Regions from separate parts of the Homo sapiens genome. Here all the other regions are linked to region 5. A link is a contact called in ENCODE Hi-C or POLR2A ChIA-PET data. All regions are on one chromosome and are shown on one strand. Each heading gives the region's core, a stretch centred on a gene start or an enhancer-like site at or near the end of the contact. The rest is flanking DNA. Distances are from core to core; before and after follow the strand shown. Region 1 holds the start of SEC61B (SEC61 translocon subunit beta). Region 2 holds the start of SLC71A2 (solute carrier family 71 member 2). Region 3 holds the start of LINC02603 (long intergenic non-protein coding RNA 2603). Region 4 holds the start of MIRLET7A1HG (miRlet-7a-1/let-7f-1/let-7d cluster host gene). Region 5 holds the start of ZNF367 (zinc finger protein 367).

The links. Hi-C counts contacts between places; a loop is a spot of excess contacts on that map. ChIA-PET counts read pairs that join two places held with the same protein, here RNA polymerase II (POLR2A). Pooled maps may share reads with other maps.
Region 1: a loop to region 5 is called in a map of CD8-positive, alpha-beta T cell, with 18 times the contacts of the local background. The contact joins the promoter of SEC61B here to the promoter of ZNF367 in region 5. A Hi-C loop is called at or near these places in 1 of 168 maps with a recorded cell type or tissue (CD8-positive, alpha-beta T cell), 1 of 37 single-sample maps with no recorded cell type and 6 of 50 pooled maps.
Region 2: a map of CD8-positive, alpha-beta T cell shows a loop between it and region 5 (9-fold over the local background). The contact joins the promoter of SLC71A2 here to the promoter of ZNF367 in region 5. A Hi-C loop is called at or near these places in 1 of 168 maps with a recorded cell type or tissue (CD8-positive, alpha-beta T cell), 1 of 37 single-sample maps with no recorded cell type and 8 of 50 pooled maps.
Region 3: a pooled map shows a loop between it and region 5 (13-fold over the local background). The contact joins the promoter of LINC02603 here to the promoter of ZNF367 in region 5. A Hi-C loop is called at or near these places in 1 of 37 single-sample maps with no recorded cell type and 5 of 50 pooled maps. POLR2A ChIA-PET finds 5 or more read pairs at or near these places in 1 of 52 experiments (activated T-cell).
Region 4: a loop to region 5 is called in a map of CD8-positive, alpha-beta T cell, with 6 times the contacts of the local background. The contact joins the promoter of MIRLET7A1HG here to the promoter of ZNF367 in region 5. A Hi-C loop is called at or near these places in 2 of 168 maps with a recorded cell type or tissue (CD8-positive, alpha-beta T cell and naive thymus-derived CD4-positive, alpha-beta T cell), 17 of 37 single-sample maps with no recorded cell type and 15 of 50 pooled maps.

What each region holds. Positions count from the first base shown.
Region 1 is chr9:99,220,857-99,223,557 of GRCh38, reverse strand. It overlaps SEC61B (SEC61 translocon subunit beta), which reads right to left and starts at 1,276. Exons shown (of 4, transcript NM_006808.3): 1 at 1,192-1,276; 2 at 915-1,012. The coding sequence starts at 1,194. It overlaps ALG2 (ALG2 alpha-1,3/1,6-mannosyltransferase), which reads left to right and starts at 1,616. Exons shown (of 2, transcript NM_033087.4): 1 at 1,616-2,011. The coding sequence starts at 1,664. RefSeq lists an enhancer at 1,207-1,526.
Region 2 is chr9:94,373,131-94,375,830 of GRCh38, reverse strand. It overlaps SLC71A2 (solute carrier family 71 member 2), which reads right to left and starts at 1,262. Exons shown (of 12, transcript NM_032558.3): 1 at 904-1,262. The coding sequence starts at 1,011. RefSeq lists enhancers at 493-992, 993-1,494 and a silencer at 1,044-1,443.
Region 3 is chr9:94,257,886-94,260,585 of GRCh38, reverse strand. LINC02603 (long intergenic non-protein coding RNA 2603) reads left to right here and starts at 1,275. Exons shown (of 3, transcript NR_160773.1): 1 at 1,275-1,475. ZNF169 (zinc finger protein 169) reads right to left here and starts at 1,288. Exons shown (of 5, transcript NM_194320.4): 1 at 1,241-1,288. RefSeq lists enhancers at 1-476, 806-935, 477-1,123, 966-1,285, 1,124-1,769.
Region 4 is chr9:94,164,819-94,167,519 of GRCh38, reverse strand. It overlaps MIRLET7A1HG (miRlet-7a-1/let-7f-1/let-7d cluster host gene), which reads right to left and starts at 1,262. Exons shown (of 5, transcript NR_170278.1): 1 at 1,139-1,262. RefSeq lists silencers at 538-607, 838-1,637 and an enhancer at 1,333-1,897.
Region 5 is chr9:96,417,107-96,419,806 of GRCh38, reverse strand. It overlaps ZNF367 (zinc finger protein 367), which reads left to right and starts at 1,437. Exons shown (of 5, transcript NM_153695.4): 1 at 1,437-2,194. The coding sequence starts at 1,775. RefSeq lists silencers at 291-560, 821-1,480, 1,591-1,730, 2,031-2,270 and enhancers at 89-622, 623-1,156, 2,631-2,700.

The DNA of each region.
Region 1 (2,701 bases), core at 27-2,526, 2.8 Mb before region 5:
GCTGGGTGTGGTGGCACGTGCCTGCAGTCTCAGCTACTCAGGAGGCTGAGGCAGGAGAATTGCTTGAACTCTGGAGGCAAAGGCTGTAGTGAGCCGAGATCGTGCCACTGCACTCCAGCCTGGGCGACAGAGTGAGATTCCATCCCAAAAAAAAAAAAAGGAAAAAGAAAGGTTAGGCTGAAATGACCACTAAGAGCTTTGGTATCCCCCCGGTTTTTTTTTTTTGTTTGTTTGTTTTTTTTAGTTCAGCAACAAGTAACAGAAACTACGCAGAAGAGTAACAGCAGAGCGAACGATGGACTGGAAAGCAAACAGCCTGAAGAAAAGGGTTAAGTAGCAAATGCAAAGCAGTAGAAAGGGAAAAGGAAAGAGCTTATGAGAAAGCTTTCAAGCAGAGTTTAAAGTCTGGCATATGACTAGAGAGAGAAAGAGCATAAGAAAAATCCAAGATGACGCTGACGTTTCTGGCTCTGAGTAAATGAGTGTACAACAGTGCCATATGGAAGTAAGGAGATATAATTGAGAGTGAGAGAGCTGAGCTGAAAAGAGACTAAGTTTTGTGTAGGACGAGTTATCTGTAGGACAGATTGCTTATGGGGCCGCCAGATGGAAATGTGAGTGCAAACCTCAGGTCCAGAGACACCAGTTTAATGACATCGGTTTTCTCAAAGTTATCTCTGACTCTATTCCAGTTTGTTAACTTTCCTTTTTTAAGAGTAGTGCCCTAAACTGAGCAACGAGAAAAAAAATGTCGCCTTCCTCCCAAAAGGCCTTTAACTACTCCCACGGCCACGTCACTAGAAGCTCATTTTGCCTTTGTCAATCTTCACATGCTAGGGTCTCCACCCCAGAATCAGCGAGGTTCTGGGTCCTATCTCCGAGTCTGGAAGCGAACGAACTGCAGGGTTCCTTACCTCTGCCGGACAGTGGATCCCGCCGCCCGGGCGGCCACTGCTTTGCTGGGAGAGCGCCCTGAGGATCCCACGTTAGTGCCACTGGGGGTCGGACCAGGCTGTAGAGGGAGACAAGCAGACAGACGGGTGAGCGCGGCAGGCCTGCCCCAGAACCCCGGCCTAGACACCCACACCCGAGGCTGGGGGAAGCAAGGGAGCTACAGAGGAAAAGCACGGCGCAAAGCAGGAGGAGTCAGGGCTTCTGGGAGAGGCGGGGATCATGGAAGGGCCGCCATACCATATTGGAGATGAGGGTGGCAAGGCGCTGACGCGGACGGATAGAAAGTTACGGAGCCCCCGAAAGACCGGCAGCTGGCGAGACTGACTCAGGCCCCGCCCCCGGACTTGCAGGCAAGGTCCTCTCTGACCCCAGGGACGCCTGGGTCGTCTCACGATATGCCTGTAGACAGTCTGCTACAGACAACTTAGTTACCTGCTGTATGGGAAGTAGAGACCTCCGGCCTCCTTCCTTTGGATCACAACGTCCTTCAGAAAGTCCAATCCCTACCGAAGGAAAAATATAACCGGGGTCAGACAAGATATTTTCTCAGGCAGTTACTAGACCCTCACAGATTTGCGCTGATGTGGCCTAACTGACGCACGTACGGCAGGGCGGGGTCGGCCCGCAGTGGCCAGCTGGGAGCTACGAGCGCGGAGCTTGCGCAGAAGACCCCCATCAGGGTGCGGGGTGCAGTTGCGGCTCCAGGGCCATGGCGGAGGAGCAGGGCCGGGAACGGGACTCGGTTCCCAAGCCGTCGGTGCTGTTCCTCCACCCAGACCTGGGCGTGGGCGGCGCTGAGCGGCTGGTGTTGGACGCGGCGCTGGCGCTGCAGGCGCGCGGGTGTAGCGTGAAGATCTGGACAGCGCACTACGACCCGGGCCACTGTTTCGCCGAGAGCCGCGAGCTACCGGTGCGCTGTGCCGGGGACTGGCTGCCGCGAGGCCTGGGCTGGGGCGGCCGCGGCGCCGCCGTCTGCGCCTACGTGCGCATGGTTTTCCTGGCGCTCTACGTGCTGTTCCTCGCCGACGAGGAGTTCGACGTGGTAGTGTGCGACCAGGTGAGGCGGCCGCGGGGCCGGCTGCGCGAGTGCGGACCTCGCCGTGGAGGGCGGCCGCGGGCATGACCCCTGAGAGAAGACCTTCCCTGTCTGCGGTTCGCAAAGATCGGAACTGACATGGAGAAGTCAGGGTTGTGAGCGAGCCTGTGGTTCTCTAACTTTAGTGTGGGCCCATTTAAAGTTGCAGATTGCTGGGGTTCCATCCTCCAGGAAGTTTTCATCCAGGTGCCCTGAGGTGGGGCCCAGACATCTGCATTTTAACTGGGTCATAGGGTGATTCCGAGGTAGATAGTCTTTGGGGCTCTGAGAAACGCTGGTATTAGAAGTCAGCTTCAGTCACCTTTTACTAATGAGTAACTCGCGTGTTGTCTTCCCGCTTACCTGTTATTTTTGTTGACTCTCCTTTCAGGCCATTTGCATCCCACTGTCCTTGTGTTCGGAGCCAGGCCACACCGTCCTCAGCAGTGTCATGTGTTAAAAACGCCAAGCTGAATATATCATGCCCCTATTAAAACTTGTACATGGCTCCCCATTGGTTTTTGGAGAAAAGTTCAAGCTTTTTACCTTGGTAAATAATGTCCACCTGGATCTGCCCTGTAGCTATTCTTGACTCTTTCCTTCGTGCATTTTTCCCCATCCTAAAAAAGATGACTTTAAAAAGTAACATTTACTCGATTAAAAATTTAGTAG
Region 2 (2,700 bases), core at 13-2,512, 2.0 Mb after region 5:
TTTACATCCCCAAATACGTTCATGTAAACACTTAGCATTCTTCAACTAAACACAAAATCAGATATGTAAGCTAAAAATCTAAAGCCAAAAACATGTATTTAATTTCCATAAAATTTCTACTTTTCTTTGGAAAAACTTTCCCATTGTGTCAGTTTCTATTCACTGTAACATTCTCTATATTTCAGGTCCTAAGACCAAAAAAAAAAAATCCTTTTTAAACTTAGGCCTTGAAGAAACGACAAACCCTCTAGGCTTAATATTGCACCATATGAAACCACTGACACAGACAAGGCCTGTTCTGCCGAAACCAGGCCAGTTAAGTCAGGGCTCAATTGCTTCTGTATCATTGTCAGAAGCCATCTCGACCTCAAGCAAAAGTAAAACTGGAGAAAGAGGCCAGCCTAACTTGCTCCTCGGCTGGTCCCCAGCAACGCCCCTGGAAACTCTGCTCCCCATCGCTAGGACCGCCCCTCCGACGCCGGGAGAACACGGAAGGAGCAGCAAGGCGCTGCCCGGCATCTGCCGCCAACTTCCCCGTCGACGGTCTGATTCAAATGCTCCCTACCTGTTTTCCATGTAGACTTGGAGAGAAACTGCGCCAGGAAAACTGTTATCAACTGTTACAGGGACGGAGAACTCCGAAATAACCAAATTACTACTTATATTCACTGTCCCATGTCTAGCGCCTTTTGAAACAATAACCAAATCCTGTAAAGTTTTGTCTGCGATGAGCAGTCACTAGGAAAAACCTGTATTCGTGATGAATTCGCCTCCCCCCCCAGAAAAGGACCGACTTTCCAAGAGCCGAAGCCCCTGCCCGGAGCGGCGGGCTCGCGGGCCCTGGGTGCGACCCCACCCAGCCTCCCCGGGATTCAGGCAGCCGGGCCCCGCGCCCGCGCTCACCCAGGTGCTCCCCGCGGCCTGCGCGCCCGCGCGCTTCTCCGGCATGGCTCCCGCCTCGGGCTCCGACGCCGCCTTCTCCTCCAGCTCCGGCGGCGGCTCCACGCTCATGCCGCGGCCATGCCCGCGCCAGCCCGGGGCGCTCCGGGACGACGGCGACGCCGCGGAGGCGGCGGCGGTGCCCGCGCCCTCATGGGCTCTGCGGCCCGCGGCGGCCTGCGGGTCAGGCGGCGGCGCCAGCGGCGGCGCCGAGGGCTGAGGAGGCGGCGGAGGCTGAAGCTGCGGATCAGGCTAGCAGAAGACCGCAGCTCCAGGAACCGACCACTTATCAAACCGCACCGACCCCGACTCTCGCAGTTACCGGCGGCGTCAGGGGCGGGCTGCACGGTTAAGAGACTGTGCCCCGCCCCGCCTCCCCACAGGCCGGCGCCGGGCAGGAGGCCCCGCCCCGCACCTCAGCTCCCGCCTCGAGAACGAGTCCCGCGCCTGAGTAGCCTCCAGCGACGCCACGCCCACTTCAGAGACCCCTCCTTTACCTCGCGACTGGCCCCTTGGCATCAGGACTTCGCGGCGCGCGGGAAGTACGTCATTTCGAGAGCCCGTACGACTGATTTCTTTTTCCGGAGAATCTGGACTGAGGCTAGCAAGCGGGGAGGGGCAAACTCGTGGGGGTTTGGTAGTGATTGCAGTTCAGTTTTGGTCTTGGTTTGCGCCAACCCGCCAACCTCTCAAGTTTTTCTATGGTTCTCTAAGAAGAAAATAATATACTAGCAATGTTTCCCAAACGTACTTGAACACAACACTTTTTATTCTTGACACATGATTAATATCTTGTAGAATGTGTAGGACGCAGTTGGAAAAGCCTGGCTTATGTTTATTTATTTTGAAAGATATGCACCTAATACTGAAATATAAAAAAGCCTACAGGCCTGGAGCGGTGGCCCACACCTATAATCCCAGCACTTTGGGAGGCCGAGGCGGCTGGTTCACCTGAGGTCAGGAGTTAGAGACCAGCCTGGCCAACGCGGTGAAACCCTGTCTCTACTAAAAAACAAAAACAAAAACAAAAAACACCAAAAAAATTAGCCGGGCTTGGTGGCGCACGCCTGTAATCCAAGCTACTCGGGAGGCTGAGGCAGGAGAATAGCTTGAACCTGGGAGCCGGAGGTTGCAGTGAGCCGAGATAGCGTCACTGCACTCCATCCTGGGCGACAGAGTGAGGCTCTGTCTCACAAAAAAAAAAAAAAAATCTTTTTACAAACATCAATAGAAAAAAGAATAAAATTATTTCTATTAACAGGATTAGTAATTTTAATTGAATTAAAGTCATTTCATTTAAGAATTTTTTCAGGTTGGGCGTGGTGGCTCACGCCTGTAATCCCAGGACTTTGGCAGGCAGAGGTGGGCGGATCGCCTGAGGTCAAGAGTTCCAGACCAGCCTGGCCAACATGGTGAAACCCCGTCTCTACTAAAAATACAGAAGTTAGCCGGGCATGGTGGCGGATGCCTGTAATCCCAGCTACTTGGGAGGCTGAGGGAAGAGAATCGCTTGAACCCAGGAGGCGGAGGTTGCAGTGAGCCGAGATGGTGCACTGCACTCCACCCTGGGTGACAAGAGTGAGACTTCGTCTCCAAAAAAAAAAAAAAAAAAAGCCTCTTTTTCGCTTCCCACCCACTACCCCCAAACACACACACACACACTTTGCAGAAGTCTTTACTTTTATTTATTTATTTATTTATTTGAGACAGAGTCTTGCTCTGTCACCCAGGCTACAGTCACCCAGCCTAGATCAGTGGCGT
Region 3 (2,700 bases), core at 26-2,525, 2.2 Mb after region 5:
GGATGTCTAACTCCAGGCAAGCCCTTCTCAACTCACCAACTTGGGTCCCCAGGCCCCAAGGCTACTGACCCGAGTCGCACGGCCCTAGCCGTCCCCCCCCCCACTATCAAGACCAAGTCTGGATGTCTACCCACAAACAATCCTCCCCCACAAACCCGGGTCCTAGTGGCCAAGCTGCACCATCACCACCACAGTGCACCAGCCATCCACAAGAGCCCTAATAACTGGACTGAGGTTGGGCACGGTGGCTCACGCCTGTAATCCCAGTACTTTGGGAGGCCGAGGCGGGGGGATTACTTGAGGTCAGGAGTTCGAGACCAGCCTTGCCAACATGGTGAAACCCCGTCTCTACTAAAACACAAAATATTAGCCGGGCGTGGTGGCGTGCGCCTGTAGTCCCAGCTACTCGGGAGCCTGAGGCAGGGGAATCACGCCACTGCACTCCAGCCTGGGCGACAAGAGCGAAACTCTGTCTCAAAAAAACAAAACAAAACAAAAACCAAAAAATTAGCCGGGCGTGGTGGCGGGTGCCTGTAATCCCAGCTGCTCGGGAGGCTGACGCGGGAGCATGGCTTGAACCCGGCGGCTGGGGTGGGGCGCGGAGATTGCAGTGAACCGAGATTGCGCCACTGCACTCCAGCCTGGGCGACAGAGAGAGACTCTGTTTCAAAAATAAATAAATAAATAAATAAAATTTAATAAATAAACAAATAAACAACCCGACTGATGCCCAAGCCGCGTGCCTCCCACTAATGGGGAAGTTTGCTCCAACCGAGGATATCATGTCCTCCAAAGGCACATTTGCTGGCCCAGAGACCTCCGAGGCGCGATGGTGGGGAGGGGATGGCGGGATACTAGTGGCAGGATGCTGTCTGGGTACCCCAGGCAGAGCCCACTCAGCGGCCCCCGAAGTACCGGGGACGCACCTGCGAAGTAGCTCGGGAAGTCGGTCCCAGGCCTGCACTGGCCCCTCCAGGTCAACATACTGGGCCCAAAGTCCCGCCAGAAGCACGCGACAACGCCAACGCCCCCTCCCCACCAGAGGACCTCCGCCAAGACCTCTCTCCGGGGTGGACCACGCACGCCCAGACCCCACAGCCGAAACTCAAAACACCAAGGAACATGTGGCCACGACATGGACTGCCCATGCCAGCTTTCCCGACCTTCCTTCCAGTGGAAGGCCCGCGAAAGCGGGGACCACCTCCGGGCTAGCTCACCAGAACTGTGAAAGGACACTCACCACGCACCAGGCGACGATGCCGGAACGCGGAAGTACGCGAGCCGGACTGCCCCTGGGCACGGAACTACACTACCCAGACTGCCACGGGGCGCGCAACTACCCTACCGTGGATGCCCTGGAGCGAGGGACTACAACATCCAGAATGCTGCGAGGGGCGGGACCGCAGCATCCAGGAGAAATTGTGAAAAATCAGAAAGTAAAATCTAACTTTCGGGTCTATGAGAAGGGTGGTCAGGTGAGCAGTAAGTCTTCTTTAACTTTTTATACGGTCCTTCTAATTTTTTTTTTTTTTAAAAAGATGTTACATGTCCTCCATCCTGCAAATTCACACCTGTGATTGTACACCCCTGAACTTTATCTACTTACTTATTTTTTGAGAAGGGGTCTTGCTCTGTCGGCCAGGCTGCAGTACAATGGTGTGATCATAGCTCACTGCAGCCTCAAACCCCTGGCCAAGCAATCCTCTCACCTCAACTTTCTGAGTAGCTGGGAATACAGGTGCATAGCACCACACCGGGCTAATTTTTTGTTTTGTTTTTTAGAATCTGGGTCTCGCGGCCGGGCGCGGTGGCTCACGCCTGTAATCCCAGCACTTTGGGAGGCTGAGGCGGGCGGATCAGAGGTCAGGAGTTCGAGAGCAGCCTGGCCAATGTGGTAAAATCCCGTCTCTACTAAAAATACAAAAATTACCTGGGCGTCGTGATGGGCGCCTGTAGTCCCGGCTACTCAGGAGGGTGAGGCAGGAGAATCACTTTGAACTCGGGAGGTGGAGGTTGCAGTGAGCCAAGATCGCACCACTGTACTCCAGCCTGGACAACAGAGTGAGATTCCTTCTCAAGGGGGAAAAAAAAAAAAAAGAATCTGGGTCTCGCTATGTTGACCAGGCTGGTCTGGAACTCCTGGCCTCAAGCAATTTTCCCACTTCAGGCTCCCAAAGTGCTGGGATTACAGGCGTGAGCCGTCCTTGTGGCCCAGGCTGCCTTTCGAGTTTATTTAGGGCCCTCTAGCCAGAGGTGGTGAGATTGGCAGTAACTCAAATTCCAACTGCTGGGATAGGTGATTCTCCTCGGGCTAAGGCTGGTGTAAATACTCCCTCCATGCGTGAGAATCAGCTGTGTTTGATCCAGTTTTGCTTTCTGGTATAACAGGGCAGCACTGAGTTCAATGCAATGTCTCATCATTGCTGTGCTTGCCGTCTCCCAAGAACATAGATTCTCTCTCCGCACCACAGAGCCACTGCTGGGGGATGGGTCAGGGGCATTGGTGATTCAAGACTGTCTTTCCTACCTTTTCAGTGCCTCTTTCAGTCATATGAAGTAAAAACCAGGTACTGCGAGTGCTTACCTGATTTTTGGTTCTTGTGAAGGTGCTTTTGTGTGTAAATAGTTGTTAACTTGTTTTTCTTACAAGGGGGAATGATCAGTGGAGCCTTCCATTCCACCATCTTGCTCCACCTCCCA
Region 4 (2,701 bases), core at 13-2,512, 2.3 Mb after region 5:
GCTTTAACTTTAGGAACTGTATGCCAAGAAAGCAGTATTATCAATGAAGTTAAAAAGCAAAACTCAACCAGTCTCCTGATTTACCTCAAAATTTTAACATTCACTGTCTTCCCTGCCTTTTTCCTGTCTGCCCGCCCTCTCGTTAGTCAATTTTTTAAAAACCGGTAAGTTGAAGAATACATACCATTACCTCTGACACAGAATCTACTGTAAAAAGTTGAAAGACCGAAGGGCATTACTGGCCAAGGACATACAGGTTACCACATTCCTCACACTAGAGCCCGCCCGGGAAGTTTATTAGCAAGCCTTCTGAGAGGCACTCGGTTCCAAGAGTTTGCAGCGTCGACTCAAAAGGCCAGCGCTGTTTCCGGTGACACCGAGTCGCAAATCTCCAAGCCCCGTCCCCCGGGATACGATTTCCTCCCGCTCCCGCGTTCCCCTCCCCCTCGCCAAGGACGGCTGCCGCAGCGGACCTCCAGCCGCAGCAGCTGCTTCAGGAAGGGAGGCTGCACTTGGCCGCGGGGAGCAGGGGCATGCAGCCAGCCACGACTCTCCCGCCCTCCCCGCCCGCGCCTTCCCGCCCTGTCCCCCCGCCCCTCGCACTTCCTACCTTCCCTCCTTCATCCCAACCCCCAAGGCCAAGGTCTCCCCGGCCCACAAACTTGATAGCGGAAGTGACGTCAGAGGCACCTGGCGGCGCCTACAACCAGTCACGCCACAGTCAGAGGCGGCGCCGGCCAACAGGCGCCGGCCGGAAGGCGGGCCTTCCGCCCGCCCCAAGTTTGATTGAAGCGGGGGGAAGGGCGGGGTAAGGAATGTGAAGAATGACCCCCCCTCCCCCGCCCTGTCGGTGAGGAGCTGGGCGGGAAGCGGAGGGGGTTGGAGCCGGCCCCGCGGCGGCCACGCGGCACCCCTCCCCCGTGCCCCGAGCGCCCGCGACTTCCGCTAGCAGCCCGCCGGCCCCCCGGGGCCACCCGCCCGCTGGAGGGGGCAGGCCGCCCCACCAGTCCCAGCCCGCGTTAGCCGGACAGGCGCGGGCCGGCGCACGGCTCTCCCATTCTGCCCACCCGCTGCCGCGAGTCTCCGCGAAATAAAATGGCGACGGACCCGCGCTCGCTGCCGCGTCCGCCATACCCACCTCGCGCTCGCGGAGAGGGCCGTCGCGGCCGTGGGAATGCCCCGGCCCTCGCGCCCGTCGCTGCCGGGAGAGCACCGCGCCAGGACCCGGATGGAGGCGCGGGCGGGCGCCGCCGCGGCGGCCTGAGGGAAAGCAGCGCGGTCGCCGGGAGGCCGATGCAGGGGCGGGCGCCGCGGAAAGCGCGCAAGCCCATTGGTGAAGCCGTCTGATTGAAGTGCGCGTCGCTCTTTCGCCTTGGCCTAGCTGAGCTCGTCCGTCCCCTCACTGGAGGGCGGCGGCTGGGCCCGCCTCGCGCGGGGTGGCCACCGTGGGGGAGGCGGGTCTGGCCCGCCCACCAATACCATCTCCTTCTTTCCTAGTGGAGGGCTGAGAGAGTGGCGGGGGTGGTGTCCTCCAGGCCCTGCCCTTTGCGCGTGATGGGCTGGCTGTGTCACGTGGCCGCTGAACGCGCTGCCCGCGGGGCGGGGCGGCTGCTTTGCTCCCTCAGGCTCCTGGGGGCAATTTACACGTGCGCGACCCGGAAGGTCCGAACGCTGTCCAGCGTGCAGCCTCTGGCTCTTTTCCGTCAACTGACCCTGTTCCCTCCAGGAGGCCTTGGCCAGGCCTCCTGGAGTTCTGTGCCTCAGTTTGCTCATCTGTCAAATGGAGGAGTTGTGTCCGCCCAACCTTTTACTTTTATTCCTTGACGTTTTGGGGTCTGAGGGTTTTTTTGTTGTTTGTTTTTTCGAGACACGGTCTCTCGCTCTTTCTCCAGGGCTGGAGTGCAGTGGCGTGGGTCACGGCTCACTGTAGCCTCGACATCCGGACTCTAGAGATCCTCCCACCTCAGCCTCCCTGAGCTTTTTTTTGTTATCTTTTCCAACCCATGTTTTGAAGATTTTTGTCTTCAAATGTTTTTCAAAGCAATCCTTGATTTTGTTGTTTTAAAATTAATCCAAAGCCCAGTTCCTCCATCCCCATTACAACTTTCACATGCTAGGACTCTGAAATCACTAGTTAAGGTGTCGTTTGAGGTCTCTGCCAGTTTTAAGATTTTATGGCTGGGAACCGCAAGACCTGGGCTGTAGCTCTGCTTTTTGTAATTCATTGTGACTTTGTGCAACACTTTTAAAAAAGTGGGTCCTTGTCTGTAATAGAACTATGGGAAATAGTACTTGACATGCTGTACGTTTACATTTATGATCTTAGGTGGTGGTATCAGCTCCCCTTTTAGCACTCATATTAGTGTATGCAATAAGTGCCAAAGGAGTTTGTTTCGTTTTGTTTTTAATGGGGACTTTATTTTGTGAGCTAAAGTGAACAAGAAACTAGAGGGGGGGAAACTTGAGCTTAAGCCATGGGTAGGATTTGGGGAGGACTTCTTGAGGTTAGAAGATATATTGAGAAAGGAGAGAGCAGGCCCCAGAGCTAGATCGAGTACAGTTCAGGGGAAGAGTGTGGTTATGCTGCAGGGGATGTGGAACTCTTCAAGGGCAGAAACTGTTTTGTTCCTGTCTATGCCAAGTACCTAGCACAGCAGTAGGGTAGGATTAAATGATATCTAATAATGATGAAGTAGGCTGA
Region 5 (2,700 bases), core at 188-2,687:
GTATTTTCCCCACTTTAACAATTTTACATAAAATCACACTATTGCTTGTTTTGCCTTTTAAAATAAAAATACATTTTTGAAATTGTTCATATCAGTACAGTTTCCTTTATTTGTTTTTAAACAATTGTGGCTTAATTTAGTCATAGCTGTGCATTTGTGTGTCTTTCACAGAGAGAAAAGCTATTCAGCTTAGTTATCTGTTATTATACAGTCGTGTTCTAACTTAATTACCAATCCTAACCCTTAACCAATGGATATTCATTCATCCATTCAGCAAATATTTATTGAGCCCCTACCGCGAATCAGGCGGTGCCTGGGAATCTGTATTCCCAAGAACAAAACGCAGCTCCCCAGGCCACATCTAGCGGGTAGGAAGCCGGGCAACCCCTCCGCCCGGTCCTTCCTCTGCAGCCTGCGAGCCCCACCCGGGCCGCGGTCGGCGCCAGCCAGGCGGGGCTGGGGCGGGGCGGGCAGAGGACGTTGGGGCTCCGCGCGTCCCGGCGCGAGTACTAGGACGCGGCCGGGGCAGGTGGGGGCCGAGCAAAGTAGGGCGCTGCCCCGACTCCCGGAGCAGCCGCTCGGTAGAGCGGGGTCGCCGGGGTGGGGAGATCCCCGAGGCAACTTCGGGGCATCAGTCCAGGGTGAGAGTGTCTACTCTCGCCCGGCTCTTGTGGCCTCCGCGCCGCGAGCGGCCCGCAGGGACTTCGGAGGCCACTTCCTGGACTCTCCCCTTTCCACAGATGGGGAACCGGAGGCCCACAATCGGCCCGGAGGAGTCAGGGCGGTGCTGACAGGGCTGGTTCACAGAGCGTGCAACAGCTGAGCAGACGGAACTCGATTAAGAAACCAGGCACGCCGGGTGCCCATCAGGACCTCGGGCAGCAGAGACTCCAGCCGCCGGGCGGGTGGTGGGACCGAGGGCGGGGCGGGCGGCGGGGCCCCAGCCCTTTAAACTCCCTGCGCGCGGGAACCGCGGCCCAACAACCAACGGCGGGCGGGGCCGAGCGGGGCGCGCGCCTCCACCGCCCAACGATCACCACCCCCCCCGACCCCGCCCCGCCGCTGTCCAATCAGCCGCCCTCTTGCCGCCCTCCCCGCCGCCCTTGTCTCCCTGGCCCGGACTAACCACGCGGAGGGACGGCGGGGCGGGGCGGCAGGCGGGTGTGTCCGGGCGAGTGGAGACGCCGCGCGCTCCACTGGAGTTTCGAACGCTGTTGGCCCTCCAGACAGAAAAAAATATAAGAGCGGCGGCCAATGGCGAGGTGGGAAGGACCCGCGCGCAGACCCGGCCCCGCCCCGGCCGGCTGGAAAGAAGGCCAGGCCTGGCCATTGGCTCGCGCCGCCTGTCACTCGCCGGTGCGGCCAGCGGGCAGCGGCCTCGCGGTGACTGGTTCCGCCCAGGCGCGAAATGTAACGCGGGAAAAGCCGGGGCAGGCACCGCGGCGGCAGGTTGTTATTTTTGGGGGCTCAGCGCCGCGCGTCCTGCTTTCCTGTCACCGCAAGGGCCGGGCCGCCCGCTGCTTCCCACCCCTGCAGCCTGCGCTGCGGAGTACAAAGAGCGGAGGGCGCGCTTGACCTGGGGCTGGGGTCCAGCCCTGCCCGCCGGTGCCGTCTGCTCAACTAGTTAGGTGGCTGCTGCGCAGGATTCCGGGAAACGTCAGTCTGCCATGAGCCGGCAGGACTGAGCCTGCGACTCGGAGCAGAGCGAGTGAGGGGCAGAGCGGTGCTCAGGAGTGCGGCCCGGGGCCGCCGGAGCTGGGGGTCGGGCCGGGCGATGATCCGGGGCTTCGAGGCGCCCATGGCGGAGAACCCGCCGCCGCCGCCGCCGCCCGTCATCTTCTGCCACGACTCCCCGAAGCGGGTGCTGGTGTCGGTCATCAGGACGACCCCGATCAAGCCAACGTGCGGCGGTGGAGGGGAGCCGGAGCCGCCGCCGCCGCTCATCCCCACCAGCCCCGGCTTCAGCGACTTCATGGTGTACCCGTGGCGCTGGGGCGAGAACGCACACAACGTGACGCTCAGCCCTGGGGCCGCGGGGGCCGCCGCCTCGGCCGCCCTGCCTGCAGCCGCAGCCGCCGAGCACTCGGGGCTTCGTGGCCGGGGCGCGCCCCCGCCCGCCGCCTCGGCCTCCGCCGCCGCCTCGGGAGGTGAGGACGAGGAGGAAGCGAGCAGCCCAGACAGCGGCCACCTCAAGGTGAGCGGCGCGGGCGGGCGGGCGGGCGGGACGTGGGGCAGCCGGGGCCCGTTAACGGTGCGGCGGGCGGGGCGGAGTTGAAAACGCGAGGTCGATCCGGCTACGGCGGGGGCTGCGGCTGACAGGATGCTGACGTCACTGCCGCGCGCCAAAAACCGGCCCCAGTCGGGGGGGGCCTGTCACGTGACAGGCGGGAGCGGCGCGGGAGACCGTCCTTGCGGCAGGTGCAGTGGGCGGGAGCGCGGCCCGGGGTCGCTGGGGAGGCCGGGTCAACGGCCACTGACATCCTCCCGGCGGGCTGCCGAGTCCTCAGTTCCGAGAGGAAACGAGAGGGATGAGGGCCTTGAGTTGTTCCACCGACTGCGAGAGGGCAGGGAGCGCACAGTGTTTGCTCCATTACTGCAGATCGCCCTCGCCCTGTTAAAAGATGCCCTGCAGAGACAGCCGAAGAGCAAGAAAGGACTTCTGGGCCTGTTCTGCGGCTGAAGTTGTGCCTTCGCTGCCTT